4 separate regions of the Homo sapiens genome follow, and regions 1, 2 and 4 are each linked to region 3. The links are chromatin loops, found by intact Hi-C in ENCODE. Cell type or tissue: HCT116. All regions are shown on one strand. Region 1 has its middle 27 kb from the start of LINC02673. Region 2 has its middle 85 kb from the start of MKX-AS1. Region 3 overlaps MPP7 (MAGUK p55 scaffold protein 7). Region 4 overlaps MPP7 (MAGUK p55 scaffold protein 7).

Evidence for each region. Hi-C counts contacts between places; a loop is a spot of excess contacts. Peaks named below come from ENCODE experiments on the same cell type or tissue, not always from the same donor. Only the 100,000 strongest peaks of a DNase experiment are listed, where the experiment ranks them.
Region 1: a loop joins it to region 3, with 8 times the contacts of the local background. A loop is called at or near these places in 12 of 110 quality-filtered maps.
Region 2: it touches region 3 in a loop (4-fold over the local background); 6 of 110 quality-filtered maps call a loop at or near these places.
Region 4: a loop joins it to region 3, with 2.2 times the contacts of the local background. A loop is called at or near these places in 2 of 110 quality-filtered maps.

What each region holds. Positions count from the first base shown.
Region 1 is chr10:27,366,232-27,374,231 of GRCh38, reverse strand. No RefSeq gene overlaps it. Among named protein-coding and RNA genes, the nearest start is that of LINC02673, 27 kb to the right of the region's middle. In HCT116, a CTCF peak has its summit at 4,180 (motif pointing left); a DNase peak (open chromatin) is centred at 4,228.
Region 2 is chr10:27,655,809-27,663,808 of GRCh38, reverse strand. No RefSeq gene overlaps it. Among named protein-coding and RNA genes, the nearest start is that of MKX-AS1, 85 kb to the left of the region's middle. In HCT116, CTCF peaks have their summits at 6,810 and 7,014; DNase peaks (open chromatin) are centred at 4,798 and 7,038; H3K27ac peaks cover 392 bases.
Region 3 is chr10:28,238,826-28,246,825 of GRCh38, reverse strand. The region is part of intron 1 of MPP7 (MAGUK p55 scaffold protein 7); the gene reads left to right. Among named protein-coding and RNA genes, the nearest start is that of MIR8086, 47 kb to the left of the region's middle. In HCT116, a CTCF peak has its summit at 4,839 (motif pointing right); a DNase peak (open chromatin) is centred at 4,885; H3K27ac peaks cover 8,000 bases.
Region 4 is chr10:28,116,958-28,124,957 of GRCh38, reverse strand. MPP7 (MAGUK p55 scaffold protein 7) reads left to right here. Exons shown (of 17, transcript NM_001318170.2): 8 at 842-927; 9 at 4,290-4,364; 10 at 4,568-4,764; 11 at 5,243-5,307. Among named protein-coding and RNA genes, the nearest start is that of SNORD130, 48 kb to the right of the region's middle. RefSeq lists an enhancer at 4,564-5,763. In HCT116, no CTCF peak of the experiment used is centred here; DNase peaks (open chromatin) are centred at 677, 4,697 and 5,476; H3K4me3 peaks cover 1,765 bases; H3K27ac peaks cover 8,000 bases.

The sequences.
Region 1 (8,000 bases), 870 kb after region 3:
CCGGAATATGTCAGCAAAGTCAGACCGCAGCTGAGAAGTAGGTGGAGTTGTCTTGTATATTTTTGTTTCTCCCTTGGGCATGTTTCTCCTCCCCTATCCTCTTCTTTCTTCCTCCTCAAACTCCCACAGTACTCCCATCACTTTAAAATACTGTTTCCAGGAGATCCTAACTTTGAGTACAGCTCTTTGACTTCTTTTTTGAGACAGGATCTCACTCTGGTTGCCCAGGCTGGAGTGCAGTGTTGCAATCATGGCTCACTACAGCCGCAACCTCTCGGACTCAGGTGTTTCTCCTTCAGCCTCCTGAGTAGCTGGGACTACAGGTGCACGGCCATGCCTGGCTAATTTTTTTGTATTTTTAGTAGAGACAGGGTTTCTCTGTGTTGCCCAGGCTTGTCTCAAACTCCTGGACTCAGGCAATCCACCTGCCTCAGCCTCCAAAAATGCTGAGATTACGGGCATGAGCCACTGCACCCTTCTCACCCTGGCAATAGGCTCAGCCAACTCATACCCTTGGACTTAGCCGGGGAACTCCTGGCCAAAACCACTTTATATTTGGCTTCTCTTTGCATAAACCCATTTAGATTGCCTACTTGCCTATTTGCCTGCAAAACTCCAAGAGATACTCCTTTCTCTTCCATTGAGATTCCAAGTATTTTAATCCCACCCTTGTAACAAAGCACACTTCTACATGCTGTGGCACTTGCCTTCAGAATATACTCCTTCTACATGAACTCAAATAGATCAAGCACTTTGGGAGGCAGAGGCGGCTGGATCACATGAGGTCAGGAGTTTGAGACCAACCTGGTCAACATGGTGAAACCCTGTCTCTACTAAAAATACAAAAATAAGCTAGCAATCGCTTGAACCCCCGGAGGCGGAGGTTGCAGTGAGCTGAGATCATGCCACTGCACTCCAGCCTGGGTGACAGAGTGAGACTCCTTCTAAAAAAAAAAAAAAAAAAAAAAAAAAAAGCCAGGTGCAGTGGCTCACGCCTATAATCCCAGCACTTTGGGAGGCCGAGGTGGGCAGATCGCAAGGTCAGGAGATCGAGACCATCCTGGCCAACATGGTGAAACCCTGTCTCTACTAAAAATACAAAAATTAGTTGGGCGTGGTGGTGCACACCTGTAGTCCCAGCTACTCAGGAAGCTGAGGCAGGAGAATCGCTTGAACCCGGGAGGCGGAGGTTGCAGTGAGCCAAGATTGTGCCACTGCACTCCAGCCTGGAGACAGAGTGAGACTCCGTCTCAAAAAAAAAAATTGTATTCTAAGGAAAAGAAAAGGACAATTATGACCCTTGTCCACATTTAGGCAACACGTCTCCTACTAAACCCTTTGCATGAATTATAGATAATATTTGATATTATTTATTATCCTTAATCAGACATTTTCTAAATTAATCCAGACATCTCCTCATTAATTCAATCATACTCACTTTGGAACCAATCATCCTTCACTTGAATAGCCCTCTGATCTCTTTACCAGGCATGGACCATGAAGTGCCTGCATTTAATAGTAATCCCAGGTTACCACATTTCACCTGTGCAATCCCTGCTGTTTACCTGGCACAAGCTATTTATTTTACTCTAATCCAGAGAAAAGAAAACTCATAGATGATCACATAATGTTCTGTGCCAGCTTATTTTTGAAAGTAATGTGAACAGCTAAGATGGTTCCCTGTTACCTCTAAAAATGAAAGAATACAAAAGGATTAACATGAATTAGAAAAGAAGATACCATTTGATAAGCCCCAAAACAACACTTGCAGTAGTAGCTTTCCCGTAGATCCTACAGTATTGGCCTTAACCACCATGTGCAACAATATTTTAAGAGCTATCATTAGGCACGCAGGTTAGGAATTCTTTGTCAGCATAAGCAGTGTTTACAAGCTCTGAGAAGAACAGACTCCGGTAACATCTGTCTTAAATTTCAGATCTTTTTGTTCATTTTACCAATGTCTATTGAGAGCTAAGCATGAGTCACAGAGATGAATAAAACATATTCCATGCACTCAATAAGTTCATAACATAATGAGTCATATGAACACGCATAGGATTAATCGATATTATTGGTCAGTCTTTGAATTAAAGCATTGAAAGTCCAGTAGGTAATATCAAGTCCCTAAATTACAACAAACACGAAGGATATTCAGGAAAGATGAGTTTCCAGGGTAGGGTGTAAGAAAGTTCTGGAATGTACACAGATGCTGGAGAAGAACTGGAGAACTGGTATCTCAACTGAGAGATACCAGTGAGGATAAATAAAGAAAAGATATGTGAGATGCCACCAGAGAAAATTCTGCCTACATAATTTTACCAGTGTTTGCCCTAAGTAAGAATGCAAGTGATGACCCAGTCACCGACCTGTTAGCTTTGTCATTTTCCAAAGATTTTAAAATTGTCACTCGAAGAATAATATTTTCAAGGTATGAAGAACCCCTCTGTATTAGTCTGTTTTCACATTGCTGATAAAGACATACCCCAGACTGGGTAATTTATAAAGAAAAAGAGGTTTAATGGACTCACAGTTCCATATGGCTGGGGAGGCCTCACAATCATGGCGGAAGGTGGAAGGCACATCTAACATGGCAGCAGACAAACAGCAAATGAGAACCAAGCAAACGGGGATTCCCCTTATAAAGCCATCAGATCTCGTGAGACTTACTTCCACGAGAAGCATATGAGTGAAACCGCCCCCTTAATTAAATTATCTCCCTCCAGGCCCCTCCCACAACATGTAGGAATTATGGGAGCTACAATTCAAGATGAAATTTGGATGGGGAGAGAGCCAAACCATATCAACCTCTGAACTCAGTATATTTTATGCTTAGGCTCAGGGCTATATAAAACCTTTCTAGAATTAGATTTTGCCACATCCATTCTGATAACAGCCCTCCTAGCTTAACTTGCAGATTATTCCTTCTTCAATCTAGTTCACGTGCGCTAGGTGGGCTCTATTGCTGCCTCAGGCGTGGACCACATGTCTCAGGCCCAAGCCAGTAAGCACATCACGTTCCCCTGGCCTTGGTGCTTGCAGACACAAGAATAATTCCTAGCCTTGTAAGCAAAAGAGCTCCCTGTTTCCTACTGGGCTTACATCTTGGACTCACCTGAGCTTAGGACTGCTGCAGTCATCTTGTCATAAAGCACAGAGAGCCTAGAAGTTCCAGAAGTGATGACGAGGAGGTTGCACATGAATTCAATCCAGCGGGAGGCAGAGAGGAGAAACACAGAAAAAAAAAAAAAAAAAAAAAAAAAACACCCAAGCCCTAACGATATTGTTTGAGCCCAGAATCCAACTATACTGGCAGCAAGGCTACCTGTGGACTTTTTCAGTTAAGTGAGAAAATAAATTCCATCTTTGCCTGAAGTCTTTTGGAGCAGATGTTCTAACACCTGTAAATTAATACAGAAATAAGTATATAACAGACACGTTTAATCTGATGCCATCTCATTTCCAGGCCCCCTCCCAAACTCACCAGAGGCTAGAGTCTCAGAGCAATAAAACTGACACAGAAGGATTTCACAATTTCAAGTCACTTTAAAACCAACATCACAGAAAATGTGATCATAGAATGTTTGGCCAAATTCTATTTTGTAGGCATTTTCAGAAATGCAAATCCCATTTATGGGATAATCAAGAAAAACTACCAAGAGAGTAATTACATGCAATCTGCTTTGATTATTGGTCTTGGCCATCAAAACTCATAAATGCATTAGAAATCATATAACAAAGACAACACATATAGCCTGATCCTGAAGCATGCAAACAGATATCCAAAGTGCTTCCTGCTTTTAATTGGCTGGGTGGTGAATAGGTGTAGTCATACAGTTTTTTCCTTTTCAAGAACAAAGATCTGAGGACTTTGCATGAGAGAAGCCTCATAAAATTGCCAATATGTGGCTTTGGGTTTGAAACTTACTCTGGAACTTAACATTTGTGAAGAAATGCACTAAGCATTCGTCCTTATTCATTAGAGTCACTCCTTCCACATTGAAGTCGTGATACAGAGAATGCAAATTACAAACCTAATTGCACATATGGATTCTTACTTAATGCAATGGCCCTAGTTTTATAGTCTAGGAGTCCATATTTGAGGGAAGGTGGTAACCAAACCTCACCCAACAGCTTGTAATCTTGGAAAAATATGTAAAAAATGAAAAACACCCATATGCCAAGCTTTTAAATGGGAAATTGGTGCCATCTTGTGGTTACAAATATGTAAAAATAAAAAATTTTACCTTTTTTTTTTAGAGATGGTTTCGCTCTGTCACCTAGGCTTATGAAGTGCAGTGGCTTGATTATAGCTGTCACTGCAATTCAAACTCCTGGGCTCAAGTGATCCTCCTGCCTCAGCCTCCCAAGCAGCTAGAAATAAAGCTGCACACCACCGTGCCCGGCTAATGTATTTATTTATTTTTCGAGACAGTCTCACTGTGTTGCCCAAGTTGGTCTCGAACTCCTAGCCTCAAGTGATTCTCCTGCCTCGGCCTCCCAAATAGCTGGGACTACAGGTGCACACCACCATGCCTGGCCGAATTATTTTAAAAATTTGTATAAAAGTGGGGTCTCACTATGCTGCCCAGGTTGGTCTCCAACTCCTGGGCTCAAACAATCCTCCTGCTTTAGCCTCCCAAAGCACTGGGTTTACAGTCATGAGCCACCACACCCGGCCTCACTTTTTTCATATATTAAATAATCATTGCCAAAATCAGGCCCATTTTAAGTAATCATTTCCCTCAGTATTCTGATACACCCCAATAAAGCTTCTTTGTTTCTTCTTTAGAATATTTGTTAAAAGTGTAGACACCTTTCCTTGACAGTCAATTTCACTGCTTTTTCAGCTAGGAAACTCCGATTTCCTGTAAAAATCGTGTCCATGATTACACTTTAATTTTTGGATCAGAGGCAGGCTTTAATTCTGAAAGCTGAGACGATGCATTCATGGAAGAAAAGAAAAGAAAAAAAAAAAAAGCTCAAACCAATTTTTAGACATTAACACAGTAATCAGCGAATGTCTTGAGAGATGGCCCAGGACATTAGAAACAGCACATAACTTGACTTTCAACAGTCCCTGAAAATGCAGATTGACTTCCAGAAGACATAGTGCTCTGAGAAGAGAAGAGTCAAACACCTTCTCAGAAATTGTTGGATTGTTTAAAAAAAAAAAAAAAGCCAAGATAGGCATGAGCCAAGATGTCATCCGAAATACCTCATATTTTGTGGAACTTTTCCTACACAAATGCAAGTGGGGCTAGACTGGAGGAAGTGCCAAGGGCGGACTCACTATGAATGTCAAGTGGTGCCACGGAAAAGCCGGCCGGGCGCAGTGGCTCACGCCTGTCATCCCATCACTTTGGGAGGCTGAGGTGGGCAGATCACTTCAGATCAGGAGTTCGAGATCAGCCTGGCCAACATGGTGAAACCCTGTCTCTACTAATAATACAAAAATTAGCCGGACATGGTGGCACTCACCTGTAATTCCACTACTCAGTAGGCTGAGGCACAAGAATCGCTTGAACTTGGGAGGTGGAGACTGCAGTGAGAAGAGATCGAGCCACTGCACTCCAGCCTGGGTGACAGAGTGAGACTCTATCTCAAAAAATAAATAAATAAATAAAATTAAAAAAATAAAATTACAAATAAAATATATTTTTAAAAAAGAAAGAAAAGCAGAGAAGGCTTTCCTCTGCATTACAAAGACAGTCTGGTAAACCCATGGGCAGATCAGGTCATGAAAATTAAAGGAATTTCCCCAAAAGCAATAATGTTTGGATGGCTTGTATTTATACTAGGAGATAGGACGTCAGTCTAAATTGATATCATAATTTAAATAATTTATTTTTAAGTTTAATAACATACCTCAATATTTAATAGAAAATTCTTTATAAGAACAAAACATAAATATAGAAATTAACTGCCTGGTAGAGTTATTGATAGAAAAGATGGGAATCAAAATAGACCACGATTTAGAGCATGATTGTGGAAATGGCCACATCAAAGAGAAAGAGAGAGAAGTGAGGAATGAGAGAGTGGGGTTTGGGGAGAAGAAGTGGAAGAGAAAAAGAGAAAGTGAGAAGGTCTTATGTAAGCGTAGGGTAAACGCATGTGCCTTAGATTATATGCGGCTGAGCAGAATAAGAGAAATAATAAGGCTGGTTGCAGTGGCTCACACCTGTAATCCCAGCACTTTGGGAGGCTGAGGTAGGAGGATTGCCTGAGGCCAGGAGTTAAAGACCAGCCTGGCCAAGATGGTGAAACTCTGTCTCTACTAACAATACAGATGGTGGGAATCTGTAATCCCAGTTGCTTAGGAGGCTGAGGCAGAGAATTGCTTCAACCTGGGGGGCGGAGGTTGCAGTGAACCGAGATTGCACCACTGCACTCCAGCCTGGGCAACAGAGCGAGACTCTGTCTCAAAAAAAAATGTTTTAAAAATCAGCCAGGCATGGTGGTATGCACCTGAAGTCCCAGCTACTTGGGAGGTTGAGGCAGGAGAATCACTTGAAAAAAAGAATCGTTACCCAAAAAAAAGTTTTCTAAAAAATTAGCCTGCTGTGGTGATGCATACCTGTAGTCCTAGCTACTCAGGAGACTGAGGCAGGAGGATGGCTTGAGCCCCACAGTTCGAGGATGCAGTGAGCTATGATGGTACCACTGCCCTCCGGCCTGGGCAGCAAAGTGAGACTCTCAAAAAAAAAAACAAAAAAAACAAAAAGGAGTAATAGTAACAAAAGGCAACATTTTTTGGACACTCACCCCATGCCAGGTGGAATAGTAAACTCTAGTTATGCAACATTTCATTTAATCCTGTTTGGAAAAAAAAAAAAAAACAACAACAATGTGATTTTCCCCAACACTACTAGACTTTGGCAGCTAGATGAGACTTTTCATAGAATTTTTTTCCAACTTAAAAAAATCTACAGATCACTTTAAATATGTATGGCATTCTTCATCAGCACCTGCCATAATGCACATTCATTAATCAAATGAATATGCCAGATATTTTTCAAAAAGTCTGAAACATTTTTAGAAGTAGAATACTATTGGATTCAATGGCCATGTAATCACAGATTCTTTAAATGTCTCTTCCCCCCAAAGTGAATCTAAAAAGTAAAAACATTGAGAAGCATGTAATTCCATACTGAAGCTAGAAACAGGTCCAAACTTATACCACAAACCTAGAACCAAATTTAGATAAAATAACTGAACTGGAAAAGTGACTCACTTTCAAGAAAGAAGTATGCAAAGAAGAAGCAAATAAAAGAAATGTGGGTAAACCCCACTTAGTATGGGCAGTTCAGGAGGCAGAAAGAACATAGTGGGTTTCCAGCCTATTTCCCAGGGCCCACACTGGAAGAGCTGGCAAATTTATCCTCCACTTTGGTCCAAGGTGAAAACACTGATCACCACTTTTATACACCTGGTAATGGAGGATGCAAACAAAGATTGTACTACGAGAGGAAAGTTCTTAGGGTTTTTTTTCCACACTTTAATATTTCTAAGTTCAAGCTGCTTTAAAAATCTACAGCAAAACAAACTTTCCATCGTACAGATGGAAGAGTAAGTGATAATATAATCATCATTTCCTGTGCTTTTTCTTACCTTTGAATAGAAGACTTATCTTGTGTTACATCTTTTAAATTTTTACTCTAAATGTGGGTCTCTAATTATTTCTTTGGATGCCCTCAAAAGATTACGCCAGTGAGGCATTCTTAGCATAGAACTATCATGTATACATTAACCATCATAAAGAAATATTTGTTCTAATAAAATAGTTGCCCTTGTATTCTCTTTTGTGGATTTTTCTGGGACCTTCTGGGATCTTTCTTTGTGCTGAAAGAATTAGATTTTGCTCCAGACTCTGATGTGGAACAGGATTGTATATTAATTGAAGTCATTAAGGTCATTGATGGCCATTCTGAATTTAAAGCTGAAACTTCATTTCTGTTCTATTTCATATTTCAGATTTTGTCCAGCTATATATTGCCCAATAT
Region 2 (8,000 bases), 580 kb after region 3:
TTGTCTGCTGGATTGTTTTGGCTTTGGTTTTGTTTTTGTCTTTGCTTTGCCTGAGGGCACACAGAATTCCTTATTTATACCTAAAGTTTACTCACTTAACCAGGATATGTCATGGATTTACAGACTGAAATCTGGAAAAAAAAACATTATATCTAAATTTCAGGAAAAAATTGTTAGATCTAAATTATTTCCTAAGTTCCTTTTCTCTGTTATTTTTCTCAAAATAGCCAATTTCCTGTATTTAACTGTATTAACAGTTTATTCAACTGTTACTTATCGCATAAGTGCATTTGCCAGGCACTTTGCTAAAAGTGTTGGGTATTCAGTAATGTGAATAAAAAAGTGCAGTACAATTCTCGATCAATCTCCTGCCTCGGTCTCTCATACTTATTTTTAGCAGTATCAAGTTTTCATGGTATTATTTTCATGTCTCTTGATTTTGCTTTGGCTTTGTTTATTATCTTCCATTTCTTCCTTGTCCTCAGGAAGCTCACTGTTGTTATTCTCCCCTCCGTGCTTGTTTTCTCTTTCATCCCCTCTTTGAGCTTGCTTTTCAAAATCTATTTCCTCTTTAACTTTTTGGAGTATATAGAGTAATATTTGTCAGAAATTTTCTTCTTTCCTTGGAGAATTGCTCTTCATGCAGGTTCTTCATTTGCTTTCACCTTGTTATGTTTGCTTTTCTCCTCTTTGAGAATAACATTCAAGTCTCACTTTTCATCCTTTATACTTACTAATACTCTTTGCTTAAAAATAGTTGTGGGGGTGAGGAGGGCACAGTGTCCATGGCAGATCTTAGAACAACACCATGCTCATATTTCTTAGTAAATCTTCTCTGTCTCTACATGAGGATAGACCTTCTCTCTCCAGGGTGGGCAGATCTCCCAGGCAGGAATTAAAGTGGCTTACAGTGAAGTGTGTTAGTTCTCACAGATTATTTCTTTGTTCAGGTGACTCAGTTCAGCAATTGCAAATCCGATTATTGTTTTTTCTGTTGTTTCAAACCTTCCTCGCTTCTAGTCAATTTTGGGGATAGAAAAAAATAAGGCTTTCAGCCCCACTTTTCCTTCCAATTCTATGTTATGAAACTAAACTCCCATTAGGATTTATCCCTTTTCCTATGGTCTACCCATGACTCAAGTCCTTGTCTTTCTAAGTCACGGATTATTAGTTAAATATTTTAGGATTTTGTTTAACTTACTTTTAGAGCAATCTATACTCTTCTTGAGATGTAGAAAGGCATGTGTCAACTCTTATATTCTCTCTCAAGTTAGTCAAAGTTTCACCGCATAGTGCAGATACTCTTCGTATGCTGTAGTTGGGTCTAAACTAAATTTCATCAAAGATGGAACTTTGCCCTCTGTTTTTCTTCTTCTTGTGCTTGTGGAAGGCTCTAGCAAAGGGCATAAGGTAAGTATAACTTTACGCTATCATCTTCTACCAGAAGTCTTGGGGCAAATTATATTCTTACTATTTTTCTTTATTGTGGTCTTAAAAATGCCTGTTCTGATTTTTTTTTTTACTTTCTTTGCTAGATTTGTACAATTCTTAACACTTCTTTTTTTTTTTTTTTTTTTGCCTGACACTATCATGTTACCTACAAATGATTTCTTTCTTCACATAGCCTCAGTCTTGACTTTCCTAGTATGTCGCAATACCCCCCTGAGGTCAATAATGAATGGAGTAGCTATGAAGAAGTGATAACCTCTATTTCCAGTTCACTTTCTCACAGGCGTTCAGCTTAAATGTGTGCTATAAAATCTCTTCAACCAACAAGCCCAACCATTTATCATTATAGTCTTAACTACCTCTGCTTTTTGGATATCTTAATTCCCCAAAGGACTGTCAATTCAACCATAACTACCTAACAACTGCCAAGCCTCACTTTATGAGCTGCTGTTGAGAGTTTAGCTATTTAAGGCTGATTTTTAAAAAATTTGTATTGGCACTTCATGGCATTTGCTTGATTTACACTGCTGTAAATAACCACAATTAGGAAAATTTCTTTTCCTTTAAGGTATGGTAGGCAAGGATGAAAATGGATCCTGAGTCATCTTTCTCCATATAGTTAACTCCCTGCCAGCGCATTCTTCCAAGTTTGCCCAAGCTCAAAAGGTCAAATGTGGTCAATTGCTGAGTGGGCAGAGACCTCCTTGGAAACCAAGAATGGATCTGTTAATGGATCTGTTAAGGCAGCAGCTTTTTTCTACCCCAGCCTGAGCTGCTGAGGGGTCTGCTCCTTCACCAGCCATTTGGTCTCAAAACAAATGCTTCAATTACATTCATAGCTTCATGCATCTTATCAGGTTTTCTGAGTTTTTGCAAAGATATCCAAAGTAGGGGAAATCCAGTGGTTTAAAAAAAGATGTCGGCTGGGTGCGATGGCTCATGCCTATAAACCCAGCACTTTGGGAGGCAGAGGCGGGCGAATCACTTGAGGTCAGGAGTTCAAGACCACCCTAGGCAACGTGACGAAACCCCATCTCTACTAAAAATACAAAAATTAGCTGGGCATGGTGACACTTGCCTGTAGTCCCAGCTTCTTGGGAGGCTGAGGCAGGAGGATTTCTTGAATCCGGGAGGTGGAGGTTGCAGTGAGCCGAGATCATGCCACTGCACTCCAGCCTGGGTGACAGAGCAAGACTCTGTCTCAAAAAAATAGAATAAAATAAAAGTAAAGTAAAGTCAAATATTACTCAGATATAAAAAGGAGTGGAATTCTGATACATGTTACCGCATGGATGAACCTTGAAGATATTGTGCTAAGTGACATAAGCCAAACAAAATGACAGACGTCTTATAATTCCACTTAGACGAAGTAGCTAGAATAGGCAAATTCACAGAGACAGGAAGTAGATTCGAGTGTACCAGGGGCTGGGGGAGGAGGAATGGGGAGTGATTGCTTCATGGTTGCTGAGTTTCTGTTTGGGATAATAAAAAGTTTTAGAAATAGATAGTGCTGATGGTTGCACAACATTATGAATGCAATTAATGCCAGTAAATTGCACACTTAAAATTAGTTAAAATGGCTTATTTTAGAAAAGTAATGTATTACTTTGAAAAAAATTGTCAAGAAGTAACTTTAGGACTTATGATTCCTCCAGACTTACCTTCTGGGATACAGTGAGTAAATGCACATCCTGGGGCCCTGCTGTGGGATCCCATTCGTTCAGAATGCTGAGGCCCTTGACTCTCCCTCAGGGGATCACAGTCCAGCTCATTATCTTCTTCACTCTCTGAAGTTGCTCCATTCCTCTCTCCTCCTTTGCTCCCTCCCTGAACAGTCTCACCCCAAGTTCCTCTGACTTGTTCCTCCATTGTTCTCAGATCCTCCTCCGCTGCCTCGCTGCTTTTTTTTTTTTCTTTAGAGACAGATTCTCACTCTGTCGCCCCAGCTGGAGGGCGGTGGTGCCGTCACAGCTCGCTGCAGCCTCGACCTCTCAGGCTCAACCGATCCTCTCACGTCAGCTTCCCAAGTAGCTAGGACTACATGCACGCACCACCATGCTTGGCTAATTTTTCAATATTTTTTTGTAGAGATAGAGTCTTGTCGTGTTGCCCAGGCTGGTCTCGAACTCCTGGGATCAAGTGATCCTCCTGTCTCAGCTTCCCAAAGTGCCAGGATTACAGGCGTGAGCCACTGTGCCCGGACCCTGTCTCACCTCTGAGTCTGAGTGGTGCCAAGCAGAGTGTGACAATTCCAACTAACACCTGCTGAGATTTAACAAAGCACACTCACCACTTCTGTGCTGCCACAAAGTCCTTCTGGGCAGAACCCACAGCTCCTCCCACTCTGCAGACCTTCCTGAGAAACAAAACAGCACTTGGACTACGTGGTCGGCCACAGCCTGGGCCCCACTGCCTGTGCGGGAAACAGGCCAAATCTCTGGAACCAGCATGCCAAACCACCAATTGGGCTGGTGACCACTTTGACCCCGGCCCAGCCCTAAAGCCCTCAAACCAGGTAGAACAGTTTGCTTTAGCTTCACCACCAGAAGTAGGAGGCAGGTAAAGGACCCTGGTGAAGGCAGGGACGGGCAGGAGTAGCTCATGGCACCAATCCACAAAAGTGGAGAAACCTTAAGTAGTGTTTAAAGGAAAGATCAGGTCTGGCATGCCCATGCCTGTAATCCCAACACTTTGGGAGGCCGAGGCGGGTGGATCACTTAAGATCAGGAGTTCGAGACCAGGCTGGCCAACGTGGTGAAACCCCATCTCTACCAAAAATACAAAAATTTGCTGGCGGTTGTGGCAGGTGCCTGCATTCCCAGCTACTCAGGAGGCTGAGGCAGGAGAATCGCTTGAATCTGGGAGGCGGAGGTTGCAGTGAGCCAAGATCATGCCATTGCACTCCAGTCTGGGTGACAGAATGAGACTCTGTCTCAAAAAATAAAAAATAAATAAAGGAAAGTTTAGTCCTTTCCCTAAATGCTGCAGAGGTGGGGCAAAGCAAACGCCCGGGTGAAAGCAAACACCGGGGCAGGGGCAACAGCCAGAGTAGAAAAGACATTAGGCTGTGTTGTGGAGTTAAAGCAAAGTCACTCATCTGTATACTAAATGGCAGTCCAGGATGGAGGTGGGCAGAATCCAAGACAACATCAAAAACTTTGGGGGAATTCCACATTAATTCTGGAATTTGGTCATTAAGCAAATTGATTTTTAGTGAATTTGCTTTCAGGAAATTGATTTTCAGCAACAGCGTCTGTTACACTAGTATAGCAAGAGGAAACTCGCATGCCAATATAGTTACTAAATATGAGTGATATTACCTAGTCATGACGAATCATTCCAGGCTCCAGTGCTGAGCTCCAGGAACTCTGGAGAAGTGGAATGTAATTGCATGCATCTGCTCAAATTCGCTAAGAATTATCAGAGGAGGCCGGGTGTGGTGGCTCACACCTGTAATCCCAACACTACGGGAGGCCAAAGTGGCTGGATCACCTGATGTCAGGAGTTTGAGACCAGCCTAGCCAGCATGGTAAAACCCCATCTCTACTAAAAATACAAAAAATTAACGGAGCATGGTGGTGAATGCCTATAATCCCAGCTACTTGGGAGGCTGAGGCAGGAGAATCACCTGAACCTGGGAGGCAGAGGTTGCAGTGAGCTGAAATCGCACCGCTGCACTCCAGCCTGGGCGACAGAGCGAAACTCCTTCTCAAACAAACACAAAAAAAAGAATTATCAGAGGAACTTTCGCACGAGCAGGTGAAGGTGGAGAGAAACAAAGTAGCCGAGGTTAGGAGGCAGAGTGGGCTGAGCAGCCAGGGCCAGGCAGGAGCATAGAGGGGTACTGCTTATTAGCCTAAGAAAAACATCATTAGGAAGGAAATTTGCTACCGAAAACCCGGCCATCGTATATCATGCAATCCAAAGCCAAATACATTGGGAGGTTTTTGTTTATCCACTGTCTGGAATTTTCCATACTTTTGCCATTGACCAATGGAGAAACAACCTCAGCTTTAAGCTGGCTCATTAAGGCCTTTCAGAAAAGAGCCAGTGGATTTAGCATCTCATCCCAGAGGGAAGGCTCCTGATCACATTAAAACCAGAAAGATGCTGGCTGGCTGTTTCCTGCACTGCGCTGTTAGATGAAAGTGTCCAGCACTAAAGTCTCTGGAATTACATTTCACTTTCCTTTCTGCCATTGTTATTCCCAGAAATAAGCTACACAGGCACATTTCATCTCCACCCCGGCCCCCACGCCTGTTTTACTTTCTTACTACCTTTTAAATCTTTTATCCCCACCCTGTATCTTCCCTTTCTCTCTCTCCCTTTTCCTCTTTATGTAGCTTCTTGATCGTTTGTCTCCAAGTTGAAGTCACAGCTCTTGTACTAAAAACAAACAAAAAGCTCAAAAAAGCAAAACCAGGAGCCCAGGTGTAAAAACCCTCTTATGGCAACTCCTCTCTACTGTATTTGGGTAACCTGCAGAATGAAAACAGCATTGTGTCATGTTTCAATACGGTTTCACTGTTGAAGCTACAAGGGTCAGATTGCATCTCCCAACGGTAGGCAGTCTCTCTGGAAAGACCGTGATTGATTCCTGGACCAACTTCTTTAGGAGAGAAGTTCAAAGCTCAAAAAGGAGATTGGAACCCAGAGTGGGGACCCAGGTAGGCATGAAGGAGGTCTCTGCTTTTCTTGGTCAGACATCACAGAGTCTAATGCCTGGGGGATCACCCTTGAACAGCGGATGTGAAATATGGCATTTTCAAACCGACACCTAGAAAACGAAGTTGCAAAACAAGGCTAGATTTGCTACCTGAGTCCCACCTGGAGCTGTGACCTTTGTACTGCAAGCTCTACCTTGCAAGGCAGACCACCTATATTTTCAATATTTTCAGAATTTATTCCCCTCTGGTTATGTCCATCCATGATTAAATAATTTTCTTCACCGAGTCGACAAAATTTCTTTGCCGGGGTTTAGGTCTGAATGTCTTAGGATGAATGTGTCCTTGAGGCCACCAGTATGACCCCACAGAGGAGAGACTGTGGTAAGAACAGACTTGGAGTTTCTCTCAAAAAGAAGAATCTCCCTCCCCTCATTTTTAACTTTTTATTTCCATAGGTTATTGAGGAACAGGTGGTGTTTGGTGACATGATTAAGTTCTTCCGTGATGATTTGTGCAGTGACCTGGATGAGATTGGAGACTATTATTCTAAGTGAGGTAACTCGAGAATGAAAAAGGAGAATCTCCTTCTAATGCTAACTTTAGTGTCTTGGTCTTATTTCGTGTTGGAAGTTGGTATTTCTTTGGCCTTTTCCTGCTCAATTCACTTAATGGTCTCCATCTTCCTTTCCAAAACATTTGCAGTCAGTTATTAATTTTCGCTCAAGAGAATTAACTCAGTTAAAAGAAATCATCTACTGTTGTAGCCAGTAAACCCACCCGTCTCTCTCTCTTCTCTCTCTCTCTCTCTCTCTCACACACACACACACACACACACACACACACACACACACACACACACACACACACACACTCTGCAAGTTGGGTATGCTGCCACCAGGTGGCGTAGTACTTTAACTTTGCTGTTAAAAACCAGAAGTTCTAAAACCCTGGTCCCGATCACCTTTGTCAAAATGAACTGAGATAATTGTTTAAAACATAAATTCTCATTTCCTGTCCCAGACCTACTCAATAAAATCTCTGAGGATAAGACTGAGGAAATGTTTGTTTGTTTGTTTGTTTGTTGAACAGTTTCTCAGGTGAATCTGAGTCACAACTGGTTTTCAGAATTTCTGATACAAACTATGACACATATTTATACTTTTTTGCTTAAAATTCAACTGATTTTTCCTTAAACAAAGTTCCCTCGGCTTCATAATAAAATCTTCCACATTTCATTTATCAAAATATAGAACTGTTTTCTAAGTTTACAAAGATGACCTCTAAGATGATCTTCTCTCAGACTATTTTTTTCCCTTTTCTCTTCATTCTGGAAAATCTTCTTAAGCTGTCTTCCATATTACTAGCGTAGTTTTCTTTCTTTTTCTTTCTCTCTTTTTTTTTTTTTTTTTTTTTTTTTTTTGAGATGAAGTCTCACTGTGTCTCCCAGGCTGGAGTGCAGTGGTGCAATCTCAGCTCACTGCAACCTCTGTCTCCCAGGGTGAAGCGATTCTCCTACCTCAGGTTCCTGAGTAGCTGGGATTACAGTCAGTCGCACACCACCATGCCCAGCTAATTTTTTTTTTTTTTTTTTTTTTGAGACGGAGTCTTGCTCTGTCGCCCAGGCTAGAGTGCAGTGGCACGATCTTGGCTCACTGTAACCTCCGACTTCCGGGTTCACACGATTCGCCTGCCTCAGCCTCCCAAGTAGCTGGGACTTCAGGCGCCTGCCACCATGGCCGGCTAATTTTTTATATTTTTAGTAGAGACGGGGTTTCACCGTGTTAGCCAGGATGGTCTTCATCTCCTGACCTCGTGATCTGACTGCTTCGGCCTCCCAAAGTGCTGGGATTACAGGCGTGAGCCACTGTACCAGGCCCTATATTA
Region 3 (8,000 bases):
TTGTAATCCAAATTGTAATCTCCATGTGTCAAGGGAGGGATCTAGTAGGAGGTAATTGGATCATAGTGGTGGTTTCCACCATGCTCTTTTTGTGATAGTGAGTTCTTACCAGATCTGATGCTTTAAAAGCGTTTGGCAGTTTCCCCTATCCTCTGTTTGTCTCGCCTGCCACCACATAAGACATGCCTTGCTTCCCTTTCACCTTCTGCTATGATTGCCCAGCCTGAAAATTTATAAAAGAATTAAAAGTGATTTATGCATCATTACAATATTACTGTATCTTATATTTGTTCATATATTCAGCTTTACCAAAGAGCTTTATATTTTCATGTGGTTTCATGTTGCCGTCTAGCGTTCTTTCATTTAGACTTGAAAGACTCCCTTTAGTATGTGTAATACAGGCATAGTGGCAACAAACTCCCTCAGCTTTTGTTTATTTGGGAAGGGATTAATTTATTTTTCATTTTGTGGGACAGTTTTGTCAGATGTAGTCTTCTTGATTGGCAGATTTTTTTTTTCACCACTTTGATTGTATCATCTTACTTCAACCTGCAAAATTTCTGCTGAGAAATTCACTGATCCTCTGTGGATGCTTCCTTGTACATGATGAGTCATTTTTCTCTTGCTGCTTTCAAGATTCTCTCTGTGACTTTTGACAATTTAATTATAATATGTCTTAGCATGAGTATCTTTGGCTTTATCCAATTCAGTTTCTTAAGCTTCTTGAATTTTTGTGTCCATTTCTCCCCTCACATTTGGGAAATTTTCAGCCATGTCCCTTTCTCTGTTCTTCTCAGACTCCCATAGTGCGTATATTCATCTGCTTGATGGTGTCCCATTAGGTTCTTCCCTTTTCTTCATTGTTTTTTCGCTTTTGCTCTTCTGACTTTATAGTGTCATATGATCTATACTCAAGTTCACTGATTTTTTTTTTCTGCTTGATCAAGTCTGCTGTTGAGCCCCTCTTGTGAATTTTTCAATTCCATTATTGTATTTGTAAGCTCCAGAGTTTCTAGAAATAGAAACTTTTAATAGTTCTGTTTCTCTGATTCTGTTGTTATTTTGTTCATGCATCCCTTTCCTGACAGGTTGCTGTGAGCCGAGATCGCACCACTGTACTCCAGCCTGGGCAACAAGAGCGGAACTCTGTCTTGAAAAAAAAAATGTGATAAAAGCGGCCATCTGTTGATTGGCTGCTATATATGGGTTAGATGTTTTACTTTTGTTATTTCATTTAATCTCATTTCATTAAGTAGCTTGGCCAGGATCATGGAGTCAGTAAGGCGGGGCTTGGGTGTGATCTTAGGTCTGTCTGATTTCAAAATCTGTGCTCTCATTGTTAGGCTGTGCTATCTCCCTATAGGTAAAATGATGAGGTGACTCTGACTTGGAAGGGAAAGACAGCGGATCATTATTCAGTTTTTAGGGACATATGATGATATGGGTTCCATTCTCAAGGAATCTAGTGGGGGACATTGATTGAACAAAAAAATGTAGAATTATATTGATGTACGTTAATTACAAAAAAGGACTGGTTTCTGCGGTAGAGAGGACTTAAGGGAATGCCAGTGGAATGCTGAGATGAATCTGAAATTGAGAATTAGTCAAGGAAAACGTAATCAAGAAGTTGTATCACTCTTCTCTGCCCCCAACAATTAGAGGAAAGAGATACAGAGCAAAAATAGTGGGTCATTGATGGTCAGTGGTGTAATCTTGAAGATTTAGCCAAGACTTTTTAGCAGTAAGTGGTAGAATATAAATGCAATGGAAAGGCAGTCATCATCAGAGAAGTACCCCAGAGGAGAAGTGTGGAGGATGTGCCAACACTATAAATGCTGCCATTTTTGCTTAAGGAGAGTAAAAAAGGAAAATGGGGTCATGGTGCACTCATTGTTGTAGATGGTTTGGGTAGTCTGGAATGAGTTCATTGCCTGCAAGTGCTAGTTCATTCATTACACCTATGCTTGCAGAGAAGGGGCGGTTGTGTGCCTTCCCGAGCCCGCACTAGATGAGTCCCTAAGGGTCTTGTGGTTAATACTCCTTCCTGGCAAATGGACCAGGGTTCCCGGCAGACTTTCCTAGCAGCCTTGAAGCCTGGGTCTCTTCGCCTGGGGATTATAAAGCAGCATGTTCTCTTGTTTCCTTTCTGAAGTCTTTAAAGGTTTATAGGATTCTTTTAGTGGGATTCTTCTTTTCTGTTGCTTCAGCATTTCCCTTTCCATGTGTGGAAAGGACATATGTTGGTTTTATATTAATCATTGAACCCCATTGGATTTGTAAAATGTGAGACATTTTGATCCTTCATAATCTTTTTTTCTTGAAAACTAGGAATTTTTGTTTTTGGTTGTATAAATCATCTTTTCTTACATACAACATCCTAATACTTGGCCAGTTGTAAGTCTGTTTTTAAATTCTTTATGTATAGTGACGAGTCTGAGATACTTGAGATAGCCAAAATTGAAATGCAATTTTGTTTATGATTAAGAACTGAATCTTTAAAAATTTTCACAGTTTTGCACAACAAAACAAAATAGATTTTTTTAACTTTCTTTTTGAATGTATAAATAATGACCAGTAAAAATGTTACTAGAAAGCATGCTACTTCTAGATCCTTAAGTCACTAGCAGATAGGATGTAAGGATATAGAATAGTGGTCAGCAAACTTGGCCCTCATTCATTTCTGGAAATCAAGTTTTATGGGAACACAGTCATACTCATGTACCTATTGTTTAGGTTGAGACCATACGGACCACAAAGCCTAAAATGTTTACTGTCTGGCCCTTTACAGAGAATGTTTGCCAAACCTTGGCATTAGAGAAGCAATTCTCAACATTTTTGGGCCTCAGATCTATACTCTTAAAAATTATTGAAGGCTCTAAAGAGTTTTGATTATGTGGGTTATATTGGTTTAATTAATTTAAAAATAACTATTAAATTTGCTTCATGTTAACACAAATAACATTTTTATGAAAAATAATTTTACCCTCAAAACAAAAACATGAGTGAATTGCAAATTTCTTTAATTCCTGGCTCAACAGGAGACCTTTATATTTTTGTATCTGTGTCTACTTTCATTTTGTTGCTGTATGTTCCGGTTGAAGGATATGAAGAAAAACTGAACTTACAGAGATCTGTAGTTGGAAAAGGGAGGAGTATTTTAATAGCCTATTCAGTTAACTGTGGATATTTGCTGTTACACCAAAGATATATGGCAGTTTCTTAAAGATAAGTTTCAGTGTAAAATCTGAAAGTATAGAAATAAAATTATTGTATTGGAACTTTAAATCCATTGATCAATCTTGAGCTTTTAATGGATGTCGTTCATGCATGATTTTCTAATGTGTTAGTAGAAAATGGGAAAATATTGGTTCACCGAATCATGCAGATCTTCCCAATGTTGATACAAAATGCCAAAAAAAAAAAAAATCACATTTGTTAATACCACCGTGGGTCTTCTCAGCAAAGGCTTTGGGCATTGAGAAGCTGATAGAACCAGTGCAAAGTGGGGACTTGGTTCCACCATGCGTGTATTTCAGTTAACATAGCAAAATGAGCCTCTAGTGGATGCAAGTTTTTAAAATTCTGATTTTTGCTTGGAAGCTCATTTTTATCATTAGCAACATATACTGTTTTTGGTTTCCCTTGAAAGTATGGACTCTATTTATCTTCAAGAAAATGTTTGCCAAATACCGAAGCTTGAATAACCATAGTTTGTCTTCAGTTGTTCTTTTAAGTTAAAAAAAAAAAAGTTCCATGATCAAAGCAGCCAGTATAACTCACAACTCAAATCATTGCACAAGTGTTCTTTTGAGACAGTATTTCCTTTGTTTATAGCAGCAGTTACTTTATGTGTGCTTCCCCTTATTCACACAGGATGTTAAAAAGAAGGGTACTCAAGAGTCAATTAATATTAATTTTTACTGCTTCATTAAGGATATTCTATAATGAACCTTCCCTCTCCCCTCCTCCTCTTCCTGCTTTTCTTCCTTTTCCTCCTCCTACTCTGAATGAGCATCCTTGGCAGTGAAGAACACAATGTTGAATAGTTTCAATTTGGTGCCATTATCCTGACTCATGCTCAGGTGCCAGTGGTTTTACCAACTGTGACCATTGCTTTTCACCATTGGTGCAAATGCTGGTACAGTGCAAAAGACAAATAACATCTCAGTACTTTCTTTAGTAATTTTATGAAAATAGTTTGACTTCATGGACCCCTCTGGAAGGGTCCTGGAGACCACTAGGGGTCTGTGGACCATGCTTTGAGAATGGCTGGTATAAAAGGTACAAGTACCATTTTATATAAGCAGATGTCTGCCACTTAGTATATGTTGCCTCCTTTTATTCTTACAATTATAATTTATGAGGGTCCAAATATGTTAACAGATATAAGTCTGCTTCTTGCACTGGCTAATAGAACTAATGAGTCTTTCAGATTGAGCTTTTACAAAAATCTGTGATAGATTTTTTTTTAAAAAGTTTACTCTTGTTTGTGTTATTTTATTGCTCTATTAGGTTTTGAAAATGTAACTTTTGAGTATGTGTATCTGGTGAAATAATCTACAGTTGGATTTCTGAGCACACTTATTCTTCTGAAATGATAGATTGCTAACATAATTATTAAAGTAGTTTATGATGACAGTTAATTACAAGTTTTCATATTCTTGAACACTTACCCAAATTTAGAGGAAATGTATTTGAAAAGTACTTGGTTTCTTGTTGATATATATTAACTGTGTGTGTGTGTATATGTTCACATTAATAAAAAATGTTGCAGACTATGGAATTAATTATTTACTGAAAACAAGTTTTAAACACTTGCACTTCTGTGGTTGACCACTAGATGTCATGAGTGCCACGGGAGCATTAAGAGTTACCCAGAGTGGGTAGAAATTGAACGTTGTAAGCTCATAGACCTTCACATAGTTCACTGTTTCCACATGATCAGTGCCAGAGGAACCTGATACAGTGTGATATATAGAAGCAAGGTACAACTGGAATAATGAAATTTCAAAAATAAGCCCTTTTAAAGGAGGGTTGTAATCGTTCTATTGGGTATTGTAAATGCTTCAGGTGCACTTGATACTGCTGTTATGTTCCTGGCTTTCGGGTCTTTCTCTTTTTTATGGAAAGATGGATTGAACTTCAATTTAAGAATATTCGGTAATCCCTCTTAGGACATACTTTACAGCTGGTATTTTTGTGTTGTAGTAAATCGATTCCATACAACAGTCAGTAATAATTATGGCTGCGTTCCGACAAATTCCAAAGCATTTTCAATGAATTTTGCCAAAGAAAATAACATCATTACTACAAAAGTTTAACTCAGTTTGAAAGTTAAACCTAGCAACTTTGCTTCATTCCACAAAATACAAAGTATTACTGGTTAGGATTCTGTCAAACCATTTTTTAAATTCATATGCTTGTATATGGTCTGAGAAGGTGATTACTTTGTAGTATATATACTTAAAAGATAATTGTTTTGTAGTAAATGATACAGCTTTGGAAAAATTTAACCTTGAGTGTTCATTATGAAATAAAAAACAAGAAATATGAGGGCTTTTTGTATATGGCATAGATGAACAGCAGCAATATCAGCTCAAAAGGATATTTTGATTTGGAATGTAAGGTCTTTAGTATTAATGGAATGTGAATGTTTCAAATTGTATGAAATTCTAATTGATATAAGCATATGTTGTCTTATTATATGGTGTGTATGGTTTACAAGCATGAAACATTGTAAGTTCTTTAAGCTGTGAAGAAAGTGATAGGTTGCATGGTGTACATGGTATAGCATATGTGCAATCTATACCATATAAATTTAGGCTTTTCTCATGACATAAAGAAACTTAAATTACATATATATACACACACATATAATAAATACCTACTCACAAACATACATGCATATATATTGGCCTAATGGTACAAATGTGTCTGCAGACATTTTAGAAATTTTAATTGATTTTCATTTTTTAATATTAGCAAAACAAAAGTCTACTAATTGACTGTGTTCTTTAAATTATACAGTCTTTTTTTGACTTTGAATTACTTCATTTCTAGCCTTGCTTTATATAAGGAACATTTTCCTGTAGTTGAATTCATCACACTGATTTTTTAGAATAATTTATGAAGGCAAAGCAAAGTTGCTTTCAAAATTGTTAGAAAAAACAGCTCCATACGTGTGCATTAGTGAAATCTTGCCTCACATTTTTAATTTTTAGCTTAGTCAGCTATATTTTCATTTGGCATTTCAAATAACAATTCTTATATTTTAAATTAGCACTCTTTTCTATATGGATTTGTATGCATGTTTTAACTATGTCAGCCTTTGCAATAACATAAAGGAAAATTCAAGGTATTACAGCAGATAGTCTGGTCTAAAATAATCCATTTGATGGTGAAGTTTTTAATACGAATTTTCACTTTAACAATTAAAAAGCAAATTTAGAAGGCTTTAATAGAATCTTACAGTTTGGATTTTTTAAAGTAAAATTTGGCAAGTTCATTTCTCTTTATTCTGCAATTTGAATCAGCAACTTAAAGGCTTTCAGAATTGATGTGAACCAGTCTTTCCAGTGTTTCCAATGTTTTTTTGTTGTTGTTAATATATGTTAAAAATATGCTTCTAAATTACTGAATTTGCTTTATAGAGAATTGAGGAAAGTGCATTAAAAATGAACTTAAAACACAGTGTATGGTTCTTCTGATTTCTACAAAAATGTAAATGGAGTACTTTCTCTGTTATTAGCCAGGGGTGATCCAAATTTAAACCAGATGGCCTCCCTCTAGGTGTTAGGCCAATGTAAATTTTAATCTTGCTACTTTCTTTTGTGTTTTCATTGTATAATCTCATTACCTGAATTAAAAAAAAACCCTAACAACCATTGTTTCTTGTTTATTTACCATGTGTCAGACACTGCATTATATGTCTGAGTATATTTAATTACCAAATAGTTCTAATTTACTATTGTCTCTATTTGCATATAAGGAAGTTAAGGCTTAAGAAGATGAAATACCTTGTTGAAGATCACAGAACTAGCAGCATTAAAGATTAGGTCAAACTCTAGATCCCTTGTTCTTAGCTACTATGCTATACTGCCTTTACTGCTTATTTGAGGATAAACATTAGTTAAGATAGTTATTGAAAAAAAAGTTAATATTTTTCCAGATAAAGCAAAGGTTAGTTTTTACTAAAAGAATTTACTTATGTATGCTAGCTTGGATTGTTAGATTTACTTTGGATTACTAACACTTCTGTAAATCTATAATAACATCTTGCTTCCATTCTAGTAAATATTCCTTCAAGGTTAGTTGCAGACATCAGTTAGAGAACCATGCATTTGTCATATTAGGATGAGCTATTTAAAAAAATACAATTAGGCTGGGTCCGGTTACTCACACCTGTAATCCCAGCACTTTGAGAGGCCAAGGCGGGCATATGACCTGAGGTCAGGAGTTCAAGACCAGCCTGGCCAACATGGTGAAACCCCCGTCTCTATTAAAAAAAAAAAAATTAGCCAGGCTTGGTGGCGGGCCCCTGTAGTCCCAGCTCCTCAGGAGCCTGGGGCAGGAAGAATTGCTTGAACATAGGAGGCGGAGGTTGCAGTGAGCCCAGATCGCACCATTGCACTCCAGCCTGGGTGACAGAGTGAGACTCCGTATCAAAAAAAAAAATAAAAATAAAAAAATAAAAATTATAAGTTGCTGACAATTTATATAGTCTCTGTTCTACATTTAGAAATGTAGCTGAGAATTATAGTAACACAGGGAAGGAAGTTGAGAATGACATTGACTTACAGAAGCTTCTTAAAATTATCCACGTATCCAATCAGTGTTCCTCAACCCAAATGTAAAAATCTTTAAGGAATCCTCAACACACGCATGCAGAACATTCATGTTTTCAATTCGAAGTTGCTTGTCAAGATCAGAAACTCTCACAGTTTGTACTTGCATGTGGTCTGTAGAAAAAATTCTGAAGAGTTGCGATCTCTCCAATAGTG
Region 4 (8,000 bases), 120 kb after region 3:
GCATTTCCAGTAGATAACTAAGAGGATAACCATCTTTGGATCTAATACAGCAGAACAAGTAATAAGATATTTTTCTCTGTGTTGAAATGTGAGAGCCTATTTAAATAAATGATAGATAAACATTACTCTATGGTCTTCTTGTACACAAGCATCCAAAGCTATCTTAAAACTTGTGGGCCGGGCGTGGTGGCTCACGCCTGTAATCCCAGCACTTTTGGAGGCCAAGGCGGGTGGATCACGAGGTCAGGAGATCAATACCATCCTGGCTAACACGGTGAAACCCTGTCTCTACTAAAAATACAAAAAAAAAAAAAATTAGTCAAGTGTGGTGGCGGGCACCTGTAGTATCAGCTACTTGCAAGGCTGAGGCAGGAGAATGGTGTGAACCTGGGAGGCGGAGGTTGCGGTGAGCCGAGATTGTGCCACTGCACTCCAGCCTGGGTGACAGAGCGAGACTCCGTCTCAAAAAAAAAAAAAAAAAAAAAAAAAAATCTTGTTTCTTCTGTATTTCTCAATTGAAAAGTACTGCTAAGAGCATGCAGCCTTTAAGATAAATAAAAATTATTTTATTAGTATATTAGTATAAGATATCAGTAATGTGCATTTCTAGACAAAGACCAAGCTCCTGTTACCATTTCTTGGCCAGCATTACTATGTTGTGGTTTTTGAGTCACTGCTATGGAGAGGCATAGAGGCTGAAACCTGAGATGTGTGAAGGTCTCCTTTCCATTCGTTAAGTGTATTAAGGGAACCTAACAATGCTTTACTTATGGAAACAGCTGCAAATTACAGTTTTGGTTGTGGGTAACACTGCTAATTTACCAAATCTCCTATTTCTCAGGTCTTATTCATGTTGGTGATGAACTTAGGGAAGTCAACGGGATACCAGTGGAGGATAAAAGGCCTGAGGAAATAATACAGATTTTGGTAAGCTGTAAATTTCTTTTAAAGGTACAATAAAAATAAAATCGAATCACTGTATTTCAGACTTTTAGACTTGGTTTGACATAGACAGGATTTGTATTAAGCAGTGCAGGGTTCGAACACTTAATCCCTGTGTGTTCTTGGAAAATATCTTAATCTATTCATGCCTCAGTGTTTTCATTTGCAAAATGAGAATAAGAGGTAACTATCCATCTGGAGTGTTTTGAGGATTAAATGAGATAGTATATATAAAGAGTTTTAGGGCCGAGTGTGGTGGCTTATATCTGTAATCCCAGCACTTTGGGAGGCTGAGACAGGTGGATCACCTGAGGTCAGGAGCTTAAGACCAGCCTGGCCAACATGGTGAAACCCGTCTCTACTAAAAATACAAAACAAAATTAGCTGCACGTGGTGGCAGTCACCTGTAGTCCTAGCTACTTGGGAGGCTGAGGCAGGAGAATCGCTTGAACCCAGGAGATGGAGGTTGCAGTGAGTCGAGATCACACCACTGCACTCCAGCCTGGGCGTCATAGCAAGACTTTGTCTCAAAAAAAAAAAAAAAAAAAAAAAAGAATTTAGTACCTGTCCCTGTCCCAAGTCTATACTTAGCAGATGGCATCTACACTGTGGCTGGTGATGCATTTATCTTTGTCTTCCTCCCATTGACACAGTCACATTCCATGCTATAGATCATAGCAATACAAATTAGTCAAACTAATTTAGATGTCTTTTGAAATCTGACACTTGAATAAAATTATTTTATGCCTTGGAAATATTAATTCTAAAGTTCATTTGTAAGATAAAAGGAAGGGAAACTCTCTTTTATATGTGAAAACATACTGGAAACCTATACCAACTAGAAGAGGTTTGAGTGTGTCTCAAAAACAGATCTCTGTATATATGAAAATTTAGTATATGGTTAAGGTGGCATTTTAAATCAGTGGGAAAACAGTGGAACATTTCATAGATGGTATCAGGTTAATGGCGCAGAAAAAATAAGGTCAATCCTTGTTTTACACAATACATAAAAATAAATTCCCAACAAATTAAATAAGTGCAAAAAAAACAAAAATTGCACAATAAAAGGTAATATACAATTTCTATAATTATAAGGTAGAAAAAGACTTTTTAACCTTGATATGAAAGTCAAATAGAAAAATAACAGATGTGTCTACTAGAATTCAAAACTTTCTTTATAGAAAAAAGGTGCCATAAAGAAACATCAAAGACAAATGAGATTGTATGAAAAATATTTTCAGTATATATAATAAAAGGCTAATGTTTCAAAATATATAGAGATGATAAAAATCAATAAGAAAAACATTTACAGAAAAATCAGCAGTGCATATGGACAAATACTTTACAAAAGAAAACATAGATGTCTGGAGACACGAAGGTGATGCCAAGCCCAGGGCAGGCTTGATCCCCTCAAAGCATTTTCAGGATATGAGATTGGAAAGCTTGATAATGCCTAGAGTTGGTCAGGGTATAGGAAAATAGGTATATTTATATGATTTGGGGATGGGATAAATTATTAGTAGAACTTTTTGAGATCTGAAACTATCAAAATTTTAAATGTGCATACCCTTTAGTTGGAAATTAATCCTCAAGCAATAATTTGGTAAATGTGTATAAACAAAATTTTTCAAAAATATTCGGAAACTACCAAGAAAGTTGCGTTGATCAAATAATCATTCATCCATATGCTAGATTATTGTGAGGCAATCACGAGAGATAGACCTATATGGCTCAGCAGTAATAGTAATAACAATTGAGTCCTTATTAAATGACACTGTTGTAAGGACCATAGATCCATTTAAAAAAAAACACACAGACACAAACTAGAAAAATAAGAGGAGATTATAGAAAAGACTTTTGTTTTCTCTCTACCAATGTAATTCAGTATTACAGTATGAGAATTCTTTATAAGATTTGTGAGCGCCTTCTACAATAAGCAATAGCAATGATATTACCATTTTGAAATAAATCAACCCTTTATAAAATTCTATTATTTAAACTATCAGAATCCCATTTTACTTAACTTGCTGTGTTGCACTAGAGCTGCCTTCTTAAGGCTCGGCCCAGAGCTGACTGTGTGATGCACCATTTCCCAACTCAGCTTTCAGCAACTTCATGCTGGTGAATTGAAATTGACTATAGTGAAAGTATTTATACCATGGAAATTGACAGACAGTACACATCAGAGCCTTTTTTTTTTTTTAAATAAATGGAGTCCTGGTTTACCAGTGCACCACAGATAGTGAGACTCAGAGATATGTCTTGCCCTACCCCCCTTCCTTTCATATCTTTCAAATGTGCCAAGTATTTAGTGCTTTTATGGAGCTTACAAATTAGCAGGAGTAACATATCTTATGAAATAATGGCATAAATAATTAAATATGGCTACAATACATGGTAAAAAGAGAGAGACAGAGAATGACATGAGACTATATTTAAAGAGAAATCCTATCTGAGATAACAAAAACTTGTGGGTGCTGGTACTTATTTTAATGAAGTTAGAATAGATACTCAGTCTTTTCATCTTTCAATTAATCTATTACGTTGGATATTTTACTCGCTCACCAGAATACAATAGATATGAATGTTCTTTATTTTTTTTTTCTGATGGGCATTGCCACTAATTGAATCATGTATTTGTAACTGCACTACTGACATTATAGGTGTTTTGTCCCCCAAAACATGGATGCTGATACTTAAATGTAACTGTATGAACCTTGTACATTATTCTTTAAAAAAAAAAAAAAAAGCTTCTTGCTCTGTCACCTAGGCTGGAGTGCAGTGGTGCGATCACAGCTCACCGCAGCCTTGAACTCCTGGGCTCAAGAGGCCTTAGCTTCATCACCACGCTTGGCTAATTTTTAAAATTTTTTTTGTAGAGACAGGGGTTTTGCTATATTGCTGGTCTTGAACTCCTGGGCTTGGGTGATCCTGCCACCTTGCCTCCCAAAACACTGGAATTACAGACACGAGCCACTGCACCCAGACCTTTATACATTATCTGTTCTAGTCATTGAATACTGTGTTTATTTAAGGTGTTGTGCATATTTTGTGTGTTTCTATTTCGAAGAAACTTGGATGGGAATGTATTTACTTGACAGCTTAAAAGTACACAGGAAGTAAAAGTGGATTTAGGAGTTAATGTTTTTTAACTTATTCTACAAACTTCAGAGCTTTCTTTCTCACATTACAGGAATTTCTACAAAAATAGTTTCCTCCGTTTAGTCTATCTAAGAGTAGAAGCCCCAAGCTTGTAAATTTTCAGATGCATTTCACTTTCTACCTATTTTACCTTATTCTTCCTTGGGTCTGGTTTTCTTATAACTCCTTGTTTTATCTGTTACCAGGCTCAGTCTCAGGGAGCAATTACATTTAAGATTATACCCGGCAGCAAAGAGGAGACACCATCAAAAGAAGGCAAGGTAATTATTGCTTAAAAACATTTCTTCGTGCGTGGGAGGGAAGTCATGTTTTTCCATCCAACACATATCCACTTTGTCACAACACATTTCTTTCAATATTCCAGTTTTAAAATTACTATGTTTGGAGTCGGAGTTAGGAGAATATAGGCCATTTCACATTTATTTTTTATCTTTATTCATCTTTAATGAAACTTTTCTTCCAGATGTTTATCAAAGCCCTCTTTGACTATAATCCTAATGAGGATAAGGCAATTCCATGTAAGGAAGCTGGGCTTTCTTTCAAAAAGGGAGATATTCTTCAGATTATGAGCCAAGATGATGCAACTTGGTGGCAAGCGAAACACGAAGCTGATGCCAACCCCAGGGCAGGCTTGATCCCCTCAAAGCATTTCCAGGAAAGGTGAGCTGCTGGTACATAATAATGGCTTTTCTCCAGCTGACCTTTTGTTCTCTGCAAAATATCATTCTGGCATTGATGTGATAAAATATGCTATAAAACCTTGCCTTAGAATTTTTTATCCTGTGGGTTTGGATTTCTGTTTTGTCTAACTAAGTATGATGAATGACCAAAAATAATATGACAGTACTGGGTCATATTAGATTTTTGTTATGAAGCAAATGGAAAATAGCACATTAATATCTTGAAACCATGTTGATATGAAAGGTGGAAAAAAAAAAGACCAGTGGTTTTGGAGGGAGGGAAGATAATTTACAAAAATTTGAAAGTGGGCGATTTGTTTCTTAATTTGAATCTATTGCATTACATTCATTTTTTTCTCTAACCTTTAAGTTTTTTCTTAAGACTAAATATTTTGATATTGTATTCACCTCGGACCTGTGCTGAAAATTGATAGGTATGTTGACCTTCTTTCTCCCAGGAGATTGGCTTTGAGACGACCAGAAATATTGGTTCAGCCCCTGAAAGTTTCCAACAGGAAATCATGTAAGTTTGTTAATAAGAATGCAGAGAAACCAAACCCTGATGTTTATTTTTGACTATTAAAGCAGGTGCTCATGGCAGAACAAAGGGTCCTATTACCCTAGCAATAACTTTGGGATCATCAGTTCTCAGGAACAAACAAATATGAGATTCATATTTGGAATATTAACATGAATCTTTTGAGGAAAGGGGTGGTTGAGGTTGTTAATAATAAATCCATGACTCACTCTTTAAGAAAGTGACTACTACTACTACTGTCTTTGATTTCCAAATATAGTTATTTTATTAAATGTCACCTAAAATACAGCTCTTCCTTCTTCAAAGCCAGGAAGTTTGGGTTAGGTATTTCTTGGTAAAGATTAGGGAGAAAAAAAATCTACCATTTTCTTGGGTACAAAAGCAATTGTGCTCAAGACCAATTGTTCTTAATTCCTTTCTTATCCCCAGATCATAATACTTCTGACCTTTAGCCTATCCCTTTGGAGTTATTACCAGACTAGATTAAAAGAAAATGAGAGAAAGACAAAGGATGGCTACCGTATGACTACTGAAAAACTTAGTGTGCATTTAAATACTTTTTTTTCTCTTTCAGCCTAATCTTCTGTCAGCTTTTCTTTATTTCCCACCACCCAGCTCTTCAAGTCTGCATCCCATAAATTCCCTGTTCCACCTCGCCTAGATGTTTCATGGTTCTAGGTATTTTAAGAGGAAAAAACCAACCCTTTGTTTTTAGCATAGAAACTGTACATTAAACAGCGAAATGACCAAATAAATGGCCCTGGAATTTTACACCAACATCTGTTTTTAGTATTGTTGCATTTTTCACATCTCCTGTGATTTCTGTCAGTTTGCAGAAGCATATAGCCCAGGAATCACATTAGAAGGGAGCCAAACTGTAGTCGAGTATAAATCTCACAAGCAGGCAAATGCTTAAAGTGGAGCACTCATTCAAAAGCCTGCTTGTCCTTGCTACATTAAGTCTAGGCACAAGGAAAAAAACCCTTGTCACAGAATGCTACAAGTCTTCTGACATCAGAAAACTTAAAGCTTTCGTGAGAATATTGCACTGTTCTTAAGCGTGATGACTTTTCACTGGCCAACTCACTAACAGAAAGGAGCTTTGAGGCTCCTTGCCTGACTGGCTCTCAAAGGGATTTTTAAATAGGAGGCTTACACATTTCTAATATATTTGGCATATGTGGGATAAGATAATGTGTCACTTAAAGATGAAATAAATGTAATTATACTCGAATCTGGATCCATACTCAACTCTTTTTCAGTCCTAGGCAACTTAGAAATGTACAGTTTGATATTATTATAAATTTTCATTGATTGAAAATTTTTGATAAGTGTATATGTATTTCTTTAAAAGAACTATACAAAAGGGATATTTTGCTTTTTAATAGCTCTTTCAAACTGGTTTCTATATAGATGCATAGGAAGGTGAGGTGTGTGTGGGGGTATGTGTGTTTGTTTGTGTGTGTATGTAGAAGTATTAATTGTAACGGAGTCCTTTTGTATGTTGATTTGCATGATTTCTTTTTTATGTTAATACTTCAATATTTGGATCTGATAAATATTTATTCTAGCATTTATCTTTACTGAAATGTCCTCATTTGACTAATTTTGTTTTTTTTTGTTTTTGTTTTTGCTTTTTCTGCCTCTTGAATACCATTCAGAAATGTTTGCTGGTCCTCCTCTCTTTCTTTCTCCTCTCTCTCTGTCTCTCTTATTAAACTAGAGTTTGATTCACTGAGAGATGCATTGTTTGTTTTTATATATGTTATTTATTTTCAAATAAATCTGGTCAAAATTATCCTTATTAAATCATAAACATATAACAGATATGGACTTGTTCAGAGAGACAATATATTTCTGTGACAAATAGGCAGCTAATGTCTTTATTCTCAAAGAATTGAAATTCTACTTGAAATTTCCTTGAATATTGTCTCACATAAAGTTAAAAGTTATGCATAAATCATTGTATTGATTCTGAACATTTTAAATGGCATTTAAAAACACTTTAACCTATGTTTTGATGATGATTCTTTACCAAACTAAAACTTGTAAAGGCCATCTGATCCACTACTTTCTGGATTTCAATATTTGGTACTTAGGGTTTTGGAATAGGAAACTTACGTTATCATGCCCTTTGTTGAATTATAGGAAAATGCCATGAAGAAAAACAGCAAGTTGGTATAAAATCTTTTGTTTTTATGATTTTGAATATTAATAGAATAGGGTTGTAAAAAAAGTTTCTGATTCAATTAAAATTTATAAAGGAAGAATAATTCTATCATGTCAATGTTTATAAATTTATTTTAAAAATACAGTGATAAAAACTTTATCCACTAATTTTTACAAGTGTACTTAACATCTAGGAGGAAATTGCAAATATAGGATTTGAAATAATGAATTTAGTCACATAATACCATTTACGAAATTAGCCAGTTAACTTTTTATACAAAGTGATTGCTCGTATTACTCTTTTCTAAATCTTTATTTTGCTTTTTATTTCATTTGTAGTGTATCACCATAACTTGAGTTTGCATGGGGGAAAAGTTCATGGAAGATGGTTCTGGAACTATAGGGTTTCAGTTAATATCAACATAGAAATAAATAAGGAAGGGCACATCCCAATCTTACTGTCTTTGCATTTTTGCACTTATATTTGTGCTAGAGCTCTAGTTCTTGGC